Linked DNA regions of Homo sapiens: all the other regions are linked to region 1. The links are chromatin loops, found by intact Hi-C in ENCODE. Cell type or tissue: HCT116. All regions are shown on one strand. Links, peaks and the distances in the headings refer to the core of each region. The heading gives the core; the rest is flanking DNA.

Region 1 (7,811 bases), core at 1,796-5,795:
CCTCCCACCTCAGCCTCCTGAGTAGCTGGGACCACAGGCATATGCCACCTAGCTCAGCTAATTAAAAAATCTGGGGTGGGGTGCAGGCATGGTGGCTCATGCCTATAATGCCAGCACTTTGGGGGGCTGAGGCGGGCAGATCACTTGAGCCAAGGAATTCAAGACCAGCCTGGGCAACACAGCAAGATCCCATCTTTACAAAAAATACAAAAATTAGCCAGGTGTGATGGTGCATGCCTGTGGTCCCAGCTACTCAGGGGGCCAAGGCAGGAGGATTGCTTGAGCCCAGGAGGTTGAGGCTGCAGTGGTATATAATGGCACCACTGCAGTCCAGCCTGGGTGACAGAGCAAGACCCTGTCTCAAAAGAGAGAGAAAGAGAGTCCTATCCCTAGCTCAGCAGCAAACTTGTGATGCCAGAGAGTTGCTTCTCTCCCAGACTGTTTCTTGGTCTATGAAATGTGGGGATAGATGTGAAGGTAATATAAAGCCCCTGCCAGCTCAAATATTGACGTTAATGTTTAATCCCTGGCAGGCTGGGCGTGGTGGCTCACACCTGTAATCCCAGCACTTTGGGAGGCCAAGGCAGGAGGATATTCCTGAGGTTAGGAGTTCAAGACCAGCCTGGCCTAAATTGCAAAACCCCGTCTCTACTAAAAATACAAAAATTATCCAGGCGCGGTGGTGCACGCCTGTAATCCCATCTACTCAGGAGACTGAGACAGGAGAATTGCTCCAACCTGGGAGGTGCAGGTTGCAGTGAGCTGAGACCACACCACTGCACTCCAGCCTGGGCGACAGAGCCAGACTGTCTCAAAAAAATAAAAGAAGGAAAGAAATAATAATAATCTTAAGAACAGTAAACATTGCATTTATTTATTTGTTATTGTTATTGTTTTGTTTTGTTTTGTTTTGTTTTGAGACAGAATCTCACCTGTAGCCCAGGCTGGAGTGCAGTGGCGTGATCTCGGCTCACTACAACCTCCACCTCCCAGGTTCAAGCGATTCTCCTGCCTCAGCCTCCCGAGTAGCTGGGACAACAGGCACCCGCCACCGTGCCCAGCTAATTTTTCTTATTTTTAGTAGAGATGGGGTTTCACCATGTTGGCCAGGCTGCTCTTGAACTCCTGACCTGTGTTGATCCACCTGCCTCAGCCTCCCAAAGTGCTGGGATTACAGACGTGAGCCACTGCGCCAGCCCGGCCATTGCATGTATTTTTACAGTTCCCTTCTATTTTGGGTATCCATTATTGGTTTCAATTTATTATCCTGTTACAAAGTTTTCTTTTTAAAATAAATTTATTGAAAAAAAATGAAGGTTGGCCGGGCGTGGTGGCTCATGCCTGTAATGCCAGCACTTTGGGAGGCGGAGGTGGGTGGATCACGAAGTCAGGAGATCAAGACCATCCTGGCTAACACAGTGAAACCCTGTCTTTACTAAAAAAAAAAAAAATACAAAAAATTAGCCGGGCATGGTGGCGGGCGCCTGTAGTCCCAGCTACTCGGGAGACTGAGGTATGAGAATGGTGTGAACCCAGGAGGTGGAGCTCGCAGAGAGCCGAGATCCCGCCACTGCACTCCTGCCTGGGCAACAGAGCAAGACTCCTTCTCAACAACTTTTGTAAAAGGAAACATTATAATGCTAGAGTAAATTAAAAAGAAATGTAGTATCTGGTGCCTGAAACAGAAGCAAAAAATAAATAAATAAATAAATAAACAACATTGTTAAATTCCAGGCAGCTACTGTTGCCTGTAGGAGGTTCTAGATTAGGCAACTTTTATTTATATGTTTATTTATTTTTTAATTTTGAGATGGAGTCTTGCTGAGGCAGGAGAACCGCTTGAACTCGGGAGGTGGAGGTTGCAGTGAGCCGAGATTGCACCATTGCACTACAGCCTGGGCAACAGAGGGAGACTCCGTCTCCAAAAAAAAAAAAAGAAAAAAAAAAGAATTATTTCATGGTAGCGGTAGCATTCACAGAAAATTATGTGACATTCTCATTTCAGCCTCTAAAAATAAAACTGTATTAGGACACAGCCATGCCCAGTTGCGTACAGGTTATCTAAGGCCTCTTGCAAACTGCGAGAGCAGATTTCAGGAGCTGCAACAGACAGAGTTTAAGCTGGGTGGTTTTTTGTGTGTGTGCGTGTGTGTGTTTTTTCGTTTTGTTTTGTTTTGTTTTGAGACAGAGTCTCTGTCGCACAGGCTGGAGTGCAGTGGCACGATCTCAGCTCGCTGCAACCTCCACCTCCTGGGTTCAAGCGATTCTCCTGCCTCAGCCTCCTAAGTAGCTGAAACTACAGGTGCACGCGCCACCATGCCTGGCTAATTTTTGTATTTTTAGTAGAGACTGGGTTTCGCCATGTTGTCCAGGCTAGTCTCGAACTCCTGATCTCAAGTGATCCCCCCGCCTCGGCCTCCCAAAGTGCTGGGATTACAGGCGTGAGCCACTGCACCCCGCCTAAACTGTGTATATATTTATTTAGTGTGTGTGTATTTATTATACGGCTCTTTAGGAAAAAGTTTGCTAACCCCTGTGCGAATTTGGCATCCCCTCTCCTCCAAGCCCCCAACTCTGGAAGGGTAGACAGGGCCTTCCCTGTTGCAAAGACAAAGACCACCCCTGCTGACCCCACCACTTTTCCCACCCAGGCCCATCCTGCTGGGGGATGGGGGATACGAGGAGGACTCCGGATAAGAGGCTGGACCTGCGTCCTAGCTCCCGGCTCCCTCTAGAGGATCTTATGAGAAACTCACATTCTCTACTGCAGCCGGAACTACCTAACCTCCCAGTCTTTCTTCTGCCATGGGGAAAGTTTCTTTTTTTTTTTTTTCTTTTGAGATGGAGTCTCGATCTGTTGCCCAGGCTGGAGTTCAGTGGTGCCATCTCAACTCCGCCTCCCAGGTTCGAGCAATTCTCCCACCTCTGCCTCCCGAGTAGCTGGGATGACAGGCGTCCGCCACCACGCCCACCTATTTTTTTTCTATTTTTAGTAGAGAAGGGGTTTCACCATGTTGGCTAGGCTGGTCTCGAACTCTTGACCTCTGGTGATCTGCCCACCTCGGCCTCCCGAAGTGCTGGGATTACAGGTGTGAGCCATCGCGCCTGGTCTGTCGTTCCCATTTTACAAACAGAAGCACCATCCTTCCAGAGGGGTCAGGTCCAAATTTCTTATCCCTGAGTTTTTCTCTCATACCTGCAAAACTCTACACCAGGAAAGTCTTGTCTGCTCCATGTTCAAAATGCATCCTTCTACCTGGCGCAGCCTCTCCTTAGCCGGCCTGGACCAGCCCACTCTCCTCCACCCTGGTTTCTCAGCTCCCATTCTCGTCCTGCAAACTTGTCTTCCCTGCAGCAGACACCAGAGGGCGCCCGTGAGCACCGGAGTCAGAGCCTGTCCCTCCTCTGCCGGAAATCTTCTATGGCTCCCACCTCCTTGGAGGTCAATGCCCAAGTCCTCCCTATGGTCCACAATGTGCTGCATGATCTGCCCTGTCCTCTACCCCTACCCCCTCCCCATCTTCCCCTCCTCCTTCTCTCCCCCTTGCTCACTCTGCTATAGCTACACAGGCCTCCTTACTGCTCCTCCAACACCAAGCGTGCTCCTGCCTCAGGGCCTTTGCATGGGCTGTGCCCTCTGCTTCAAAACCTTTCCCTGATATCTGTGGGGTACACTCCCGCCTCTGCCCAAATGTCACCTTTTCAATGAGACTCACCCCAACAGACTTCTTAAAACTGCAACCTTGGCCAGGCACAGTGGCTCACGCCTCCCATCCCAGCACTTTAGGAGGCTGAGGTGGGCAGACTGCTTGAGCTCATGAGTTCGAGACCAGCCTTGGCAACATGATGAAACCCTGTCTCTACTAAAAATACAAAAATTAGCTGGGCGTGGTGGTGCACACCTGTAGTCCCAGCTACTCGGGAGGCTGAGGCAGGAGAATCACTTGAGCCCAGGAGGTGGAGGTTGCAGTGAGCCGAGATCGAGCCACTACACTCCAGCCTAAGTGACAGAGTAAGATTGTCTCAAAAAAAACAAAACAAAAACTAAAACTCCAACCTTTCCTCAACTCTCTGCTTCCACAGTTCTATCCCCTTCCTTCCCTTTTCTTTTTTCTTTTTTCTTGAGACAGAGTTTCGCTCTTGTCGCCCAGGCAGGAGTCCAGTGGTGCGATCTTGGCTCACTGCAACCTCCGCCTCCTGGGTTCAAGCAATTTTCCTGCCTCAGCCTCCCGAGTAGCTGAGATTACACGCACCTGCCACCACGCCCGGCTAATTTTTGTAACTTTTAGTAGAGACTGGGTTTCACCATGTTGGGCAGGCTGATCTCGAACTTCTGACTCAGGTGATCCGCCTGTCTTGGCCTCCCAAAGTGCTGGGATTACAGGCGTGAGCCATCATGCCCGGCCTTTATTTTTAATTTTTAGACAAGGTTTCACTATGTTGCCTTGGCTAGCCTGGAACTCCTGGACTCAAGTGATCCTCCCACCTCAGCCTCCCAAAGTGCTGGGATTACAGGCATGAACCACTGCACCTAAGCTCCTTCCCCACTTTTTTCATCTCTGTGGCTCTTCCTGGCATCTTATCTGTGGCCTATTTCTCCCCCAGACTGTAAACTCTGTGAGGGCAGGGGTTTTGTCTCATCCAATGCCTGGCACTTAGTAGGGTTTCAATAAAAATGTGTCAAATCAATGAACCTTAAGAAAAGTGACTCACAGTAGTTTGATAATAAAGAACATGGCTGGCCGGGTGCGGTGGCTCACGACTGTAATTCCAGCACTTTGGGAGGCCGAGGGGGGGCGGATCACAAGGTCAGGAGATTGAAACCATCCTGGCTAACACGGTGAAACCCCGTCTCTACTAAAAATACAAAAAAAAATTAGCCAGGCGTGGTGGCAGGTGCCTGTAGTCCCAGCTACCTGGGAGGCTGAGGCAGGAGAATGGCGTGAACCCAGGAGGCGGAGCTTGCAGTGAGCCGTGATCTCGCCACTGCACTCCAGTCTGGGTGACAGAGCGAGACTCTCTGAAAAAACAAAACAAAACAAAACAAAACAAAACAAAAAAAGAACAAGGCCAAAAGCAAAACAAAACAAAACAAACAAACATGACCATGTTTCATGTCCCAAATGCCTCCCAATATAATCACAGCCTGTATTGCGGTGGGCAAATTAGAGCCCACAGCTCACTGCCTATTGTTGTACAGCCTGAGTTAAAAACTGATTTTATGGCCGGGGCATGGTGGCTCCCGCCTGTAATCCCAGCACTTTGAGGGGCTGAGGTGAGAGGATTGCTTGAGCACAGGAGTTCAAGATCAGCCTAGGCAACACAGGGAGTCCCTGTCTCTACAAAAAATTTAAAAATTAGCCAGGCATGGTGGGAAGTGCCCGTAGTCCAGGCTACTCAGGGGCTTGAGGTGGGAGGATCACCAGAGCCAAGGAGTTGGAAGCTGCGGTGAGCTATGACTGCACCACCGCACTCCAGCCTGGGTGCCAGGTGAGATCCTGTCTCTAAAAAATTTGTTTTAAATTATTTTATTGCCAGCATAATAGGTCACGCCTATAACCTCAGCACTTTAGGAGGCCAAGGTGACAAGATAGCTTGAGCCCAGGAGTTTGAGATCAGCCTGGGAAACAAAGTGAAACCTGTCTCTACAAAAAGTTTAAAAATTAGCAGGGCATGGTGGCACATGCCTGTGGTCTCAGCTACTTGGGAGGCTAAGGTGAGAGGATCACTTAAGCCCAGGAATTAGAGGCCGTGGTGAGCTATGATCATGCCACTGCACTCCAATTTGAGTGACAGACACCCTGTCTTTCTAAAAAAAGAAAAGTGAAGGCCGGGCGCGGTGGCTCATGCCTGTAATCCCAGCACTTGGGAGGCCGAGGTGGGCAGATCACGAGGTCAGGAGATCGAGACCATCCTGGTTAACATGGTGAAACCCCGTCTCTACTAAAAACACAAAAAATTAGCCGGGCGTGGTGGCGGATGCCTGTAGTCCCAGCTACTCGGGAGGCTGAGGCAGAAGAATGGCGTGAACCCGGGAGGCGGAGCTTGCAGTGAGCCGAGATTGCACCACTGCACTCCAGCCTGGGTGACAGAGTGAGACTCCGTCTCAAAAAAAAAAAAAAAAAGAAAAGAAAAGAAAAAAAGAAAAGTGGAAACTGAGGCTCAGAGGGTTGAAATGAGTTTCTCAAGACCCCATGTTTCTGCGAGATTCCCTATTTACCAAATTCTCCAAACAGGACCTCAAATTCCTCACAGGAAGTGCAGAGATCACATTGACAAATCAATAATTCCATAAATTGCATGTCAGAGAGAGCGCTGCACACACCCATTTGATCTTGCTAAGCCTGGGAAATTTTTAATTGCCCCTGTTTAAAAAAAAAAAAGTCATTGCACTTTCTAGAACCTTGGGTTTGGAACTTTGCTCAGAGTGATTTCGACATGTTGTGAAAACCTCATTTTAACTTTATCTTTCTTCCAGGCATTTCACTTCAATCAGAACTTGGTAAGGCCGGGCGCGGTGGCTCACGCCTGTAATCCTAGCAATTTGGGAGGTGGAGGTGGGCGGATCACCTGAGGTCAGGAGTTTGAGACCAGCCTGGCCAACATGGCGAAACCCCATCTCTACTAAAAATACAAAGATTAGCCGGGTTTGGTGGCACATGCCTGTAATCTCAGCTGCTCGGGAGGCTGAGGCAGGAGAATCGCTTGAACCCAGGAGGCAGAGGTTGCAATGAGCCGAGATCATGCCACTGCACTCCAGCCTGGGCAACAGAGCGAGACTCTATCTCAAAATATAATAATAATAAAAATAAATAAATAAATCATGGGAAAGCGAAAAAATACATTTTATGTGTTTTCCTTCCCTCCCGCAATTAAACCCCTTTCATTTTCCCATGTTCTCTCGCAGTTCCCATTCATCTGCACAAATCTTTGATTGCAGAGCGATAAAATAAATGTCATCATGAGCATCCATCGGCCAGGACGTGGCACAAAGTCATAAAACAACTCTAGGCTGGGCACAGTGGCTCACTCCTGTAATCCCAGCACTTTAGGAGGCCGAGGCAGGTGCATCACAAGGTCAAGAGATCAAGACCATCCTGGCCAACATGGTGAAACCCTGTCTCTACTAAAAATACAAAAAATTAGCCAGGCGTGGTGGCATGTGCCTGTAGTCCCAGCTACTCGGGAGGCTGAGGCAGGAGAATCACTTGAACCCAGGAGGCGGAGGTTGCAGTGAGCCGAGATTGCGCCACTGCACTCCAGCCTGGCGACAGAGTGAGACTCCATCTCAAAAAAAAAAAAAAAAAGAAAGAAACTCTAGAAACCAGCTGGGTGTGGTGGCTCATGCCTGTCATCCCAGCACTTTGGGAGGCCAAGGCGGGCAGATCACCTGAGGTCAGGAGTTCGAGACAAGCCTGGCCAACATGGTGAAACCCCGTCTCTACTAAAAAAAAAATACAAAAATTAACCGGTTGTGATGGCAGGTGCCTGTAATCCCAGCTACTTGGGAGGCTGAGGCAGGGAGAATCACTCGAACCTGGGAGGCAGAAGTTGCAGTGAGCCGAGATGGCACCACTGCGCTCCAGCCTGAGAGACAGAGTGAGACTCCATCTCAAATTAAAAAAAAAAAAAAAAAGAACTTCACTTGGTCATCAAAAATGTGGATGACTTCTGTGATGAATCACATAATCATTTCTGAATACTGGAAAATATTTCCTTATTCCTTTTTTTTTTTTTTTAAGAGTTTCACTCTTGTTGCCCAGGCTGGAGTGCAATGGCGCTAACTCCGCTCACTGTAACCTCCGCCTCCC
Region 2 (7,811 bases), core at 1,553-5,552, 61 kb before region 1:
GAGGCTAGGTGAGGTGGCTCACGCCTGTAATTCCAGCACTTTGAGTGGCCGAGGTGGGAGGATCATTTGAGCCCAGGAGTTTGAGATCAGCCTGGGCAACATAGCAAGATCCTGTATCTACAAATAAATTTAAAATATTAGCCAGGCATGGTGGTGCACGCCTGTGGTCCCAGCTACTTGGGAGTCTGAGGCAGGAGGATCGTTTGAACCCGGGAGGTCAAGGATGCAGTGAGCCATGATTGCCCCACTGTACTTCAGCCTGGGCAACAGAGCAAGACCCTATCTCATAAAAAGAAAAGGAAGGCCAGGAGCGGTGGCTCACGCCTGTAATCCCAGCACTTTGGGAGGCCAAGGCGGGTGGATCACCTGAGGTCAGGAGTTCGAGACCATCCTGGCCACCATGGTGAAACCCCGTCTTTACTAAAAATACAAAACATCAGCCAGGTGTGGTGGCAGGTGCCTCTAGTCCCAGCTACTCGGGAGGCTGAGGCAGGAAAATTGCTTGAACCTGGGAGATGGATGTTACAGTGAGCTGAGATCTTGCCACTGCACTCCAGCCTGGGCAACAGAGTGAGACTCCGTCTCAAAAAAAAAAAAAGAAAGAAAGAAAGGAGGAGACAGGAAGCTTCACAGCAGGTCAGGTCCCTAGGGCCCTGGGCAGAATAACCCCCAAGTCTAGCACCCTCTGGGCTTCGGGGTCAGGGCAGGGCTGGGCTGCACCCACCTGCATGGTGTAGGGCAGTCCACCCGCTGCTGTCCACGACGTCCACCACGCAGGAAGCCTGGGGATGGGGCGAGTCCTTTGAGGCGGAGCCATCCTTCTTGCTGCCTGATTTCTCTAGGACTGCCTTCCCTACCCTGGGCTCTGCTATACTTCAGCCTCACCCTTCCGTGGCCCCCAAGGGACTCCATTTTCATGAAAATTGGTGAGAAAAGAAAATAGCTGAGAGCTGAGAAGCAGCTGAGAATTTGAGGAGTGGCTGGGAACTCTGGGAGTGTCTGGGGCTAAGGAAGGACCCAGGGCTTGGGGAGAAACAGAGCTCAGGAAATACCTGGCATTGGGAGTATATATATATATTTTAGATGGTGTTTCGCTCTTGTTGCCCAGGCTGGAGTGCAATGGCATGATCTCGGCTCACTGCAACCTCCGCCTCCCAAGTTCAAGGGATTCTCCTGCCTCAGCCTCCCTAGTAGCTGAGATTACAGGCACACACCACCGCTCCCAGCTAATTTTTTGTATTTTTAGTAGAGACGGGGTTTCACTGTGTTGGCCAGGCTGGTCTCGAACTCCTGACCTCAGGCGATTTCACCGACCTCAGCCTCCCAAAGTGCTGGGATTACAGGCGTGAGCCACCGCGCCTGGCTTGGGAGTACATCTTAAATAGGAGAAGCATGTGGATGGTCTGAGAGTACCTGGTTATCCAGGGAGTAGCTAGGGTTCTGGAGTAAAAGGGGCCAAGGAATATCTAGGATTCATAGAGCATCTGGGGGTTCAAGGAATTGCTGGAACTCAGGAGTAGTAGGGGCCAAGGGAGTAGCTGAGATAAGACAGTAAATGACCTGCAGTAGTTGCTTCAAGCACTGTGGGTGCCCGTATTTGGCGGCCAGGTGGAGGGCATTGTAACCTGGGGAAGGAAAGAAGATTTACTGGAGCTCCAGCTATTCAAGTAGCTCCCAGCTGCTCCCCAAGCCATGTCAACTACTTGTGATGAGTTTCTGAGTCTAGCAAAGTCCGTAAACCCTAGTATTTCTCTCCTTTTTTCCCTGCAGAAAGGATCTTGCTCTGTGGCCCAGGCTAGAGTGCAGTGTGATCATAGCTCACTGTAGGCTTGAACACCTAGGCTCAAGCGATCCTCCTGTCTCAGCCTTCCGAGTAGCTGGGACTACAAGCAAGTGCCACCATGTCTGGCTAATTTATTTGTATTTTCTGTAGAGACAGGAGTCTTGCTATGTTGCCCAAGCTCGTCTTGAACTCCTTGGCTCGTGCGATCCTCCCACCTCAGCCTCCCAAAGTGCTGGAATTAACAGACATGAGCCATGGTGCCCGGCCATCAGGTACTTCTCAAAACCATGCTATTCCCTGTACCCAGAGACTCTCTAAGCCATGGCTAGTCTGTATTCCAGACAATCCCATCTCAGCGACTGTCCACACCCACCTATTCCTCAAGCCCTATTGCCTCAGCTACTCCCCATGTCCCCAGATACTCTACAGGGTCCACTACACCAAAGTTTCAGCTCTGCCCTTCACAACCCACAGTTGCTGTATATGTTCTTGCCAATCCATATACCCTTCCTCTTCCAAATGCCAACTCTGTCCCTGTCTGATGCTCCATGAATCCCCAGCTATTCCATATTCCCTGCCCACCATGCCTGTGACCCTAAAGCTTCAGATTTGACTGTGTCCCCATGCCTAGTTGCCTCCTGAGCCCCAACTACTCCTTTTGGCCACACATTTTTATCTCAGTTATTCCCCCCAGGTCTCCAGTTAAGTCATACATACATACAAGTTCTCCTCGTAACCCAGCTACTCCAAGAGCTCAAGCTACTCCCACAGCTCCAGCTACTCCTAGATCCCAGCTATCCCATATACCTCAGATATCCCCAAACTCTACTTGTTATTCTCTTGCCCCAGATACTTTGCAAGCTCAGCTACTCCCATGAATCCAGTTCCTCCTCCAAACTCCAAGCAGTTCCCTTCAGTCACTTCCTTTATCTCGGATACTCCTATATCCCAGATGCACCTCAAAGCTTAGTTCGTCCAATGGTCCCAGTTATCTCCCAAGCCCCAGTTCTTCCTCTGCCTCAGTCACTTTCTAGAAACTTCCCCAGGCTTGGCATGGTGGCTCACACCTATAATCTCAGCACTTTGGGAGTCTGAGGTGGAAGGATCACTTAGAGCCCAGGAGTTCAAGACCGGCCTGGGCAACACAGGGAGACCCCATCCCTACTAAGAATAGAAAAATTAACTGGGCATGGTGGTGTGCGCCTATAGTCCTAGCTACTTGGGAGGCTGAGGTTGGAGGGGATCCCTTGAGCCCAGGAAATGGAGACTGCAGTGAGCTGAGATCATGGCCACTGCACTCAAGCCTGGGTGACAGAGGGAGACCCTGTCCCTCCCCCCAAAAAAGAAAAACAAAACAACAAAACCCCAGAAACTTTGCAGCTATCCCCCAAGCCCCAGCTACTTCCCCATGCCAGCTACTTCCCCATCCAACTGAACCAATACCTGAATCCTAGTCACTCCCCATCCACAAGCTGTCCACTGGCTTTGCTCGGTGCCAGCCACAGTCTCTATCTTTGGCCACCCCATCCTAACATGCCCCTGTGTGTCTCCCTGGGGGCAGGGGAGGAGCACCAGAGGGAGCCTCCCCTTTTTTCAGCGGGGAACATTGAGACCTGGGAGCAGGGTCTGGCTGGACCCTCAGGCTGGGCACCTGGGCTTAGTTCCTCCTCCCTCCCCGGGGCCCAGCTGGCAGTACCTGCCCCGTCCGCGCTCATGACATTGCTGCCATGAGCTATCATCACCTCCAGACAGCTGGCCGCACCCCGCATGGCCGCCAGGTGGAACCTGGAGGTGAGAGACAAGGGTTCAGCCGCAAGGTTGCCACCCCTCAGCCATCTCACTCCCGGGTCGCGGGCACTCACGCGGACTTGCCCTCGGGGTCTAGCTTCGTGGGCACCAGCCCCTTGCGGGCGATGAGGGCGGCCACCCGAGGTGCATCGTTGTTTTCCACGGCTTGTAGCAGCCTCTCGTCACTCTTGCCCCAGTCTTGACTCTGCAGGGCACGCCCAGAAGTGCGTGGGGCAGTGTTGGCTGCTGTCCCCTCCCCACGCCCCCGACAGGGGCTCCGGGCTCTCACCACCTGCCCCTGGGCACTTGCCTGGCGCCTGCCTCTGGCTGCCGGCTTCGGGATGGGGCAGGGGCCGCAGGGCGGGCAGGAGCCAAGGTCAGTGGGGCTGAGCCGCAGCTGCAGGGGGAGGTGGTCCTGGGCGAGGGGGTCCTCAGACAGTGTCCCCCAAGCCTGCGACCCCCAGCATCTGCCCCCAGGCCCATCACCCCAGTTGTCCAACAAAAGCCCACCACCAGCATCATCCCCTGAGCAGCCCCCTGGCATCTATTTCCAAAACGTTGTCCCCTGGGCTGAGCATGGAGGCTCACGCCTGTAGTCCCAGCATCTGGGGAGGCCAAGGTGGGAGGATCGCTTGAGCCTAGGAGTTTGAGACAAACCTGGGCACCATAGTAGGACCCCGTCTCTACAAAAAATAAAAATCATCAGCGGGGCATGGTGGCTCATGCCTGTAGCTGCTTGGGAGGCTGAGGTGGGAGGATCATTTGAGCCCAGGAATTTTGAGACCAGCCTAGGCAACACAGCAAGACCCACTCTGTACAATAAAAAAAGTTGTCCCCCAATTCATCCCTTAGTGAAAGCCACCCCTGCAACATCGCCCCCAGCAAATGGATCCATGAGTCTTTTCCAAACTACCCTCCAAAGTCCCATCTGAACCCCTAAAAGTCCCCTTTAAATGCCTCTCAGGACCATCCTCTGCCCTGTTTATCCACAACTGCCCTGAAATGCCACCACTGTCCCCTAAACATCCCGAGGCTTCTCCCCTCAACACTATAGCCTGAAATGCATTACGAAATGTCTCCCCCAAATTCCTGAAGTGTTCTGTAAAACCATCCTTCCCAATGATACCGTCATGTCCCAAAAATATCCTCCAAAAACATCCCTCAAATGTTCTCCCAAACTGTTCTCCAAATCATTACCTCTTCGCAAAATCGGCTCTCCCAAAATAGCTTCCAAGTTGTCCCCTCAATGACCCCATCTGTCTCCAAAATGTTTTCCCAAAACTGCACCCCCCAATGCCCTCTAAATGTTCCTAAATGTCCCCATTTGTTTCAAAGAGTCTTCCAAAACGTGTCCACATGTCTCCCCAAATGTCTCTTCCATTCCCCCAAAAGCTGCCCCAACCTCTGTTCCCCCCCACCCCCCGCCGCCGACCATCTTTCCCGGGTCTGGAATGGGGGGGTGGTCCAGGTCAGCCGGGGACGGGGAAGGGAGGGGAGAGGAGGTACCCGCGCCCCGCCCGCTCCTGCGCCCCCTCCCCGGGCCCTACCGCGAAGGAGGCGGCTGCGCACAGACACAGCTGCTTCATGGCGTCCGGGGCGCGGGGCGCGGGGGGCGCACGGGGTTCCAAGAGGAGGCGGCGGCCAGAGGGTCTGGAGGGACCGCGGGGAGCGGCCGGAGGGCGGGGCTGGGCGCTGCCGGAGCTCCCCGCCCCGCCCGCCCGCCCGGTCCCGCCCTCCCTGGTGCCGCCCCCTCCCCCTTGCCCTCCTCGCCAGCCCCCTCCCCCACGGGATGGAATGGGAAGACCCAGGTAGGGGGCTGGGGGCTGGGGGCTGAGGGAAGGGGCGCCGCCCCGGCCCCTCCTGACCTTGTCGCCTGGAGGATGAGGAGGACGCGGCGCCGGGGGCCCGGCTCCCTCACCAGCGCAGGCCGCCGGCTGCATCTCCAGGGGACCCGCGGGCGTCCATCTCCACCTCCTCCGAGTCGGCCAAGGGCGCGCAGGTGCCTCCGGGCCCGCGACGTCCGCAGCCTCGCACCTCCACGCGGCCGGCAGGGCTCTCGCCACTCACACTTTCATTCATTCACTCATTCATTCGTTCGCCCATTCGTTCATTCATTCACCGGCCCGCCCATTCATTCATTCGTTCACTCACCCATTCGTTCATTCACTCGTTCATTCATTCACTCACTCGTTCATTCGTTCACCCACTCGTTCATTCCTTCACTCATTTGTTTATTCGCTCACCCTTTCATGCATTAATTCACTCACCCATTCGTTCATTCACTTATTCATTCATTCGCTTGTTCATTCGTTCATTCACTCGTTCATTCCTTCACCCATTTGTTTATTCGCTCACCCTTTCATTCATTCACTCATTCATTTGTTCACCCATTCACGGGCTCACCCATTCATTCATTCATTCATTCGTTCATTTACTCGTTCATTCGTTCACCCATTTATTTGCTCACTCTTTCATTCATTCATTGGTCTCACCCATTTGTTCATTCATTCATTCTTATATGACCCATTCACTTATTCATTCCCACACCATTCCTTCCTGCATTCACTCATTCCTGCATTCATTAACTCACTCATTTGTTCATCCATTTGTTGGCTCACCCATTCATCCATTCATTAGTTCACTCACCCATTCATTTGTTCACCACCCATTCATTCATTTGTTCATTCCCGCACCATTCATTCATTCATTCATTCCCACACTCATTTGCTCATTCATTGGCACGCCCATTCGTTCATTCATTCACTCATTGCCTCATCCATTCATTCATTCAATCAGTCATTCGTTCATTCATTCATTCATTCGCCACTGGGGAGCTGCAATCCTACACACCTGAATTTGAATCCAGCACCCCGCCCCTGCCCCAGCCTTTCCTACCTATATGACAGGGCCAACAGACTTACCTATTTTGGACTTCTCCTTCCTCCTCCGTAAAATGGGTTTCATAATAAATAGTTCCTACTGCGGAGGGTTACCGGGAGGATGCCAAGGTACTACCTGGCAGCACTCAGTCGACCAGTGCCTAGCATACAGTAAGCGCACCATAAAACTGTGACTCGTTCCTCACAGAAAGAGCTAGCTGGTCCCGGCGCAGCTCTGACATTCTCTAGCCATTTCCGGTCAATTTCCGCCACTCCTGGGACCCACGGCTCCTCCGGTAGAGGAGGGGCCTTGGGTTCCTTTCTGTCACTGTAGCGTCCCCAGTGCCTGGCCCATGGCAGGTGCTCCACAAACATGCATCAGATGAACACTTGGGGGAGATGCTCCTTCAAGCAGTAAGCATTTATTGAGCGCCCACTGGATGCCACGCAGCATTCGCAGGCCTGGAGACTCTGGGGCACAGCCAAGACCCTTGCAGGTAATTGGCATTTTAGAAGGAGCCCTGGAGGCCAGGCGCGGTGGCTCACGCCTGTAATCCCAAAACTTTGGGAGGCCGAGGCGGGCAGATCACCTGAGGTCAGGAGTTCGAGAACAGCTTGGCCAACATAGTGAAACTTCGTCTCTACTAAAAATGCAAAAATTAGCCAGGTGTGGTAGCGGGCGCCTGTAATCTCAGCTACTCAGGAAGTGAGGCAGGAGAATCGCTTGAACCCTGGAGGCAGAGGTTGCAGTAAGCCGAGATCGCGTCACTGCACTCCAGCCTGGGTGACAGAGCGAGACTCCACTGCAAAACAAATAAACAACAACAAAAACAAACAAACTAAAACAACAACAACAACAACAAAACCGAGGTCTTCCAGAGCCAGAATTTAAGAGCAACGACGCAGCAGACAGGTGACAGGGGCTTGAATTCCGTTTGGTTATATCATCCTTGCTGTGTGACCTTGAGCTAATCGCTTTCCCTCTCTGAAATTCTCCCTCTCAATTTCTCAACGGTTAAATGAGATAGATAATAGGACAGGCACCAAGGAAGCACTGTGGGCATTTGAGGCTGGATCTTTCTCTAGAATGGGGCTGTCCTGGGCACTGCAGGGTGCCGAGCAGCATCCCTGGCCTCCACCCACTCCACACCAGGAGCACTCCAAGTTGTGACAACCACAGATATCCCAACACTGGCAAGTGTCCCTCCATTGACACATTGACCACTGGCTTAGGGCTGGGTGAGCATTGAGCATTTACACGTCGGTGTGGTCCGTGATTATTCTTAGACTTTTACTTTTTTTCTTTTGAGACGGAGTCTTGCTCTTCCACCCAGGCTGGAGTGCAGTGGTGCGATCTCGGC
Region 3 (4,000 bases), core at 1-4,000, 290 kb after region 1:
ATGTGAATTTCATGTAATTTTGCACATGCCATGAAGTATTATTACCCTTTTAACTTTTTCCAGTCACTTAAAATTATAAAAACCATTCTTAGCTTGGGACTGTACAAAAACAGGCAGGCCGCATTTGGCCATACATAGCTGACTCCATCTTAAAAACCCTTCTGTCCCCTCCCTTCCTCCCCTAAATTCTGGGCTCTGCCAGGCCATGGTCTCCCCTGAGAGTGGGTGTGAGACCCATGAAGATGTGGGCTGCCCCATTGGAGACAAAGCCCATGCTCTACTTCCTCGTGTAAGCATGCTTAGTGGAATGGAACAGCAGTGTGTGCATGCACGTGTGTGTGCATGCATTTGCATGTTTTGGTGGCTTCTGGGGTCACAAGCAATGACTTGAGATGAGGCAGGCCAAGTGTTCCCTTCCTGAGTCATGGTCACTGTGTGGTCACAGTCACCAAACACATATTACTCTTGGCTGTTCCCAGGCCCTGTTTTAGGTGTTTGTAAAGCCCTACACTGCTGAGAGCTGGCTTTGACTGTGCTTTCCTGCCGGTGACATGATGGCGCATGTGTTCTGTCCCCCTGTCCATCACCCCCTCTAGTTCTGGCCCCTGTGTGTCTCGTGTCCTTAATGGGCCTTCCCTCTAACTGCTCCCCTCTCTAACCGTCTCCACCTGTCTTGGTCGGCTGGGGCTTCCCTAACAATACCACAGACTGAGGCTTAAACAAAATGTATTTTTTCCCTGTTCTGGAGGCCAGAAGTGTGAGATCTAGGTGCCAGCAGGGGGTGGTTTCTGGTGAGGGCTCTCTCCTTGGCTTTCAGATGGCCACCTCCTCACAGTGTCCTCCTGTGGCTTTTTCTCTGTCCATGTGCACTGCTGGTGTCTCTTTTTTTTTTTTTTTTTTTTTTTGAAAAGACTGCCCTGTCATCCAGGTTGCAGTGCAGTGGTGAGATCACAGCTCACTGCAGCCTCAATCTCCTGAGCTTAATCGAGCCTCCCACCTCAGCCTCCCAAGGATCCACAGGCGCAAAGTGTGGTTTTTTTGTGTGTGTTTGTTTTGTTGTTGTTGTTGTTGTTGTTGTTGTTTTTCTGTAGAGATGGGATCCCAGTATCTTGCCCAGGCTGATGTCTAACTCCTGGGCTCAAGTGATCCTCCTGCCTCAGCCTCCCAAAGTGCTGGGATTAGAGGTGTGAGCCACTGTGCCCGGCCTCTTCCTTTTCTTATAAGGACCCCAGTTCTGCTCAGATCAGTCCCCACCTGATGACGTCATATAACCTTCATTCCCTCCCTGAAGGCCTCATCTCCAAATACAGTCACATGGGGGTTAGGGCTTCAACATAAGAATTGGGGGCAGGGGGACGTAATTCAGGCCAAAGCTTGTCATGAGATGCCCAGGTGGCTCCTCATGGCTGAGGATAAATCCCAGGTTCTACCTGGCACTGGAGAGCCCTGAGCTGCCTCCCGTCACCCCTCACCCTGATAACCTCTGTCCCTCAGCACCCAGGACAGTCGCCCCACCAGCACTCCTCATTTCTCCCACGCTCCTCTCAGCGAGCCCCTCCTCTTTGAAATCCCAGGCACCCTTCCCCGGGGCTTTTCCAGCCTCTGGGGGAGCCTCCTGGGTCTTCAGAGCAGTTGGCATGCCCCTCCTTCTCCCAGAGGGTGCCTGGGTTTCGCTGCCTCTGCCCCCGCGTCTCTGTTATCTGTGTAGGAGAGGCACTCCATTCCTGCCATCAGACAGCAGAGTGGCGGGACAGGGTGGGGACCTGCGGCGAGGTCAAGGGTATCTTGCCTGATGTCACCCTGACCCTGTATCCCTCACAGGTCCTCAGTCTGCTCACAGCTGTGACGTTCACAGGGTGTAACACTGAAACCAGTGGGAGTTGCCCTGCAGGCCAGCAGGGATGCTGAGACCTGCCCTCAGCCAGCGGACGTCCAGCCATCTGCATGTTGGTCGCACATCCATTTTCCCTGCGCCCTGGCTCAGTGGATTCCAAACTGTAGCGTGCCTGAGCATTGCTGTTCAGGGTTGTCTACAAGAAGAGCGTGTTCTTTTTCATTCACTGTCTTCATGGTGCTGACTCAAGCCTGACTCCAAGTCAGAGGCCAGCCTACAACATCCTGGGGATCCTTCCAGAGTATGGGCTGAACCAGGCAGGAAGCAGCCTTTGGCTCTGTCCACCTGCACAAGGCTACGCCCTGGCATTGAGCTTGTCCTAGACCATCAGTTCTTAACTGGTCAAGGTCTGGGAACATTTGTCATTGTCACGATTTGGGGGAGCTCCTGGCATGGAGTGGGTGGAGGCTGGGGACGCTGCTCAGCACGCTGCAGGGCCCAGAACGGCCCCACCCCAGAGAACAATGTTGTCCCAAATGTCAGAAGGGCCTGAGTTGGAAAGCTCTGCCCTCTGCTGCATGGGCTGTCTGATCTCTGCCATGGAGCCAGTTCACCAACCAGCCGCCTCCACTGTCCTCTTAGGTGGGGTGTCCACCAGGTGGAGACAAAGCTGTGTGCGGAGGCACAGCAGGAGCAGATAGAGAAAGCCCCACAGGTTCCTGCTCCTTCCTTGGGGTCCTGGGCTGAAGGACTCTGCTCAGCCTTCCACCTGAGGTTCACTTGCCCCCACAGCCCTCTGCTGGTGCTGCTCAGCACGCCTGGGCCTCCAGGTTGGAGGGGCAAGGTCTCAGGACCCAGGGAAGCCAGAGAAGAATGGAGCTTCCTCCCCAGAAAGCTACTCACGATTTACTATCTAGTACTGAACGCTTTGTGTTTTTGTTTGTTTGGTTTTTGTTTTGTTTTGTTTTGTTTTGTTTTGAGACGGAGTCTCGCTTTGTTGTCCAGGCTGGAGTGCAGTGGTGTGATCTCGGCTCACTGCAAGCTCCGCCTCCGGGGTTCATGCCATTCTCCTGCCTCAGCCTCCTGAGTAGCTGGGACTACAGGTGCCCGCCACCACACCTGGCTAATTTTTTTTTGTATTTTTAGTGGAGACGGGGTTTCACCGTGTTAGCCAGGATGGTCTCGATCTCCTGACCTCGTGATCCGCCCACCTCAGCCTCCCAAAGTGCTGGGATTACAGGCGTGAGCCACCGCGCCCAGCCTAACACTTTGTGTTTTTAAGAGATGGGGTCTTGCTCTGTTGCCCAGGCTGGAGTGCAGTGGTGTGATCTCAACCTACTAGGTTCAAGAAATCCTCCTGCCTCAGCCTCCTGAGGAGCTGGGACTGCAGGTGCACCACCATGCCTGGCTAATTTTTCTGTTTTGTAGAGATGGGATCTTGCTATGTTGCCCAGGCTGGTCTTAAACTCTTGGGCTCAAGAGATCCTCCCATCTTGGCCTCCCAGAGTGCTGGGATTACAGGTGTGAGACACCACACCTGGCCATGAAAGCTTTTTTCCGAGATGGAGTTTCGCTCTTATTGCCCAGCCTGGAGTGCAATGGCACAGTCTTGGGTCACTGCAACCTCCACCTCCCCCATTCAAGCGATCCTCCTGCCTCAGCCTCCCAAGTAGCTGGGATTACGGGCGCCCGCCACCATGCCTGGCTAATTTTTGCATTTTTAGCAGAGACGGGGTTTCACCATGTTGGCCAGGCTGGTCTCGAACTCCTGACATCAGGTGATCCACCTGCCTCGGCCTCCCAAAGTACTGGGATTACAGGCGTGAGCCACTGTGCCCAGCCATGAAAGCTTTTTATACAAAAGAGGCAGCAGGTCTCAGTCCAAAGGGCTCTAGAGCTGCAACCGTACTTGGATTTCCCTGCCCCTGCACTATATCTTGGGCCGATCATACCCTCTTGTTGAGCTCTGTAGATTGTACAAAACCAAAGAGAGGGCCTGTGGGTGTCCTCCCAGTCTCCATCCTGTCCTGTCTTCTGGCCAGCTTGGTTTGGACTCCGCCCCTCTCCTGTATGTCTCAGGAGAGGGTGGTCCCGGCTCCAGGAGTGGAGCCTGATGATTCTAAATCAGCTCTCCCGGCCTCTTTGCCGTTGACTCTTAGTGCCTTG

What was found. Peaks named below come from ENCODE experiments on the same cell type or tissue, not always from the same donor. Only the 100,000 strongest peaks of a DNase experiment are listed, where the experiment ranks them.
Region 2: it touches region 1 in a loop (8-fold over the local background); 27 of 110 quality-filtered maps call a loop at or near these places.
Region 3: a loop joins it to region 1, with 2.4 times the contacts of the local background. A loop is called at or near these places in 2 of 110 quality-filtered maps.

The regions. Positions count from the first base shown.
Region 1 is chr19:4,135,452-4,143,262 of GRCh38, reverse strand. No RefSeq gene overlaps it. Among named protein-coding and RNA genes, the nearest start is that of CREB3L3, 14 kb to the left of the region's middle. In HCT116, for the core only: CTCF peaks have their summits at 2,728 (motif pointing left) and 3,358 (motif pointing right); DNase peaks (open chromatin) are centred at 2,742 and 3,352; H3K4me3 peaks cover 909 bases; H3K27ac peaks cover 1,138 bases.
Region 2 is chr19:4,195,840-4,203,650 of GRCh38, reverse strand. It overlaps ANKRD24 (ankyrin repeat domain 24), which reads right to left. Exons shown (of 22, transcript NM_001393985.1): 3 at 3,882-3,968; 4 at 3,646-3,776; 5 at 3,480-3,568; 6 at 1,561-1,625; 7 at 725-782. Among named protein-coding and RNA genes, the nearest start is that of ANKRD24, 17 kb to the right of the region's middle. RefSeq lists enhancers at 3,029-3,675, 3,676-4,322. In HCT116, for the core only: a CTCF peak has its summit at 3,559 (motif pointing right); a DNase peak (open chromatin) is centred at 3,550; H3K4me3 peaks cover 832 bases; H3K27me3 peaks cover 324 bases.
Region 3 is chr19:3,847,806-3,851,805 of GRCh38, reverse strand. All of the region lies in intron 1 of ZFR2 (zinc finger RNA binding protein 2), which reads left to right. Among named protein-coding and RNA genes, the nearest start is that of ZFR2, 19 kb to the left of the region's middle. RefSeq lists an enhancer at 1,780-2,281. In HCT116, for the core only: a CTCF peak has its summit at 2,494 (motif pointing right); a DNase peak (open chromatin) is centred at 2,475.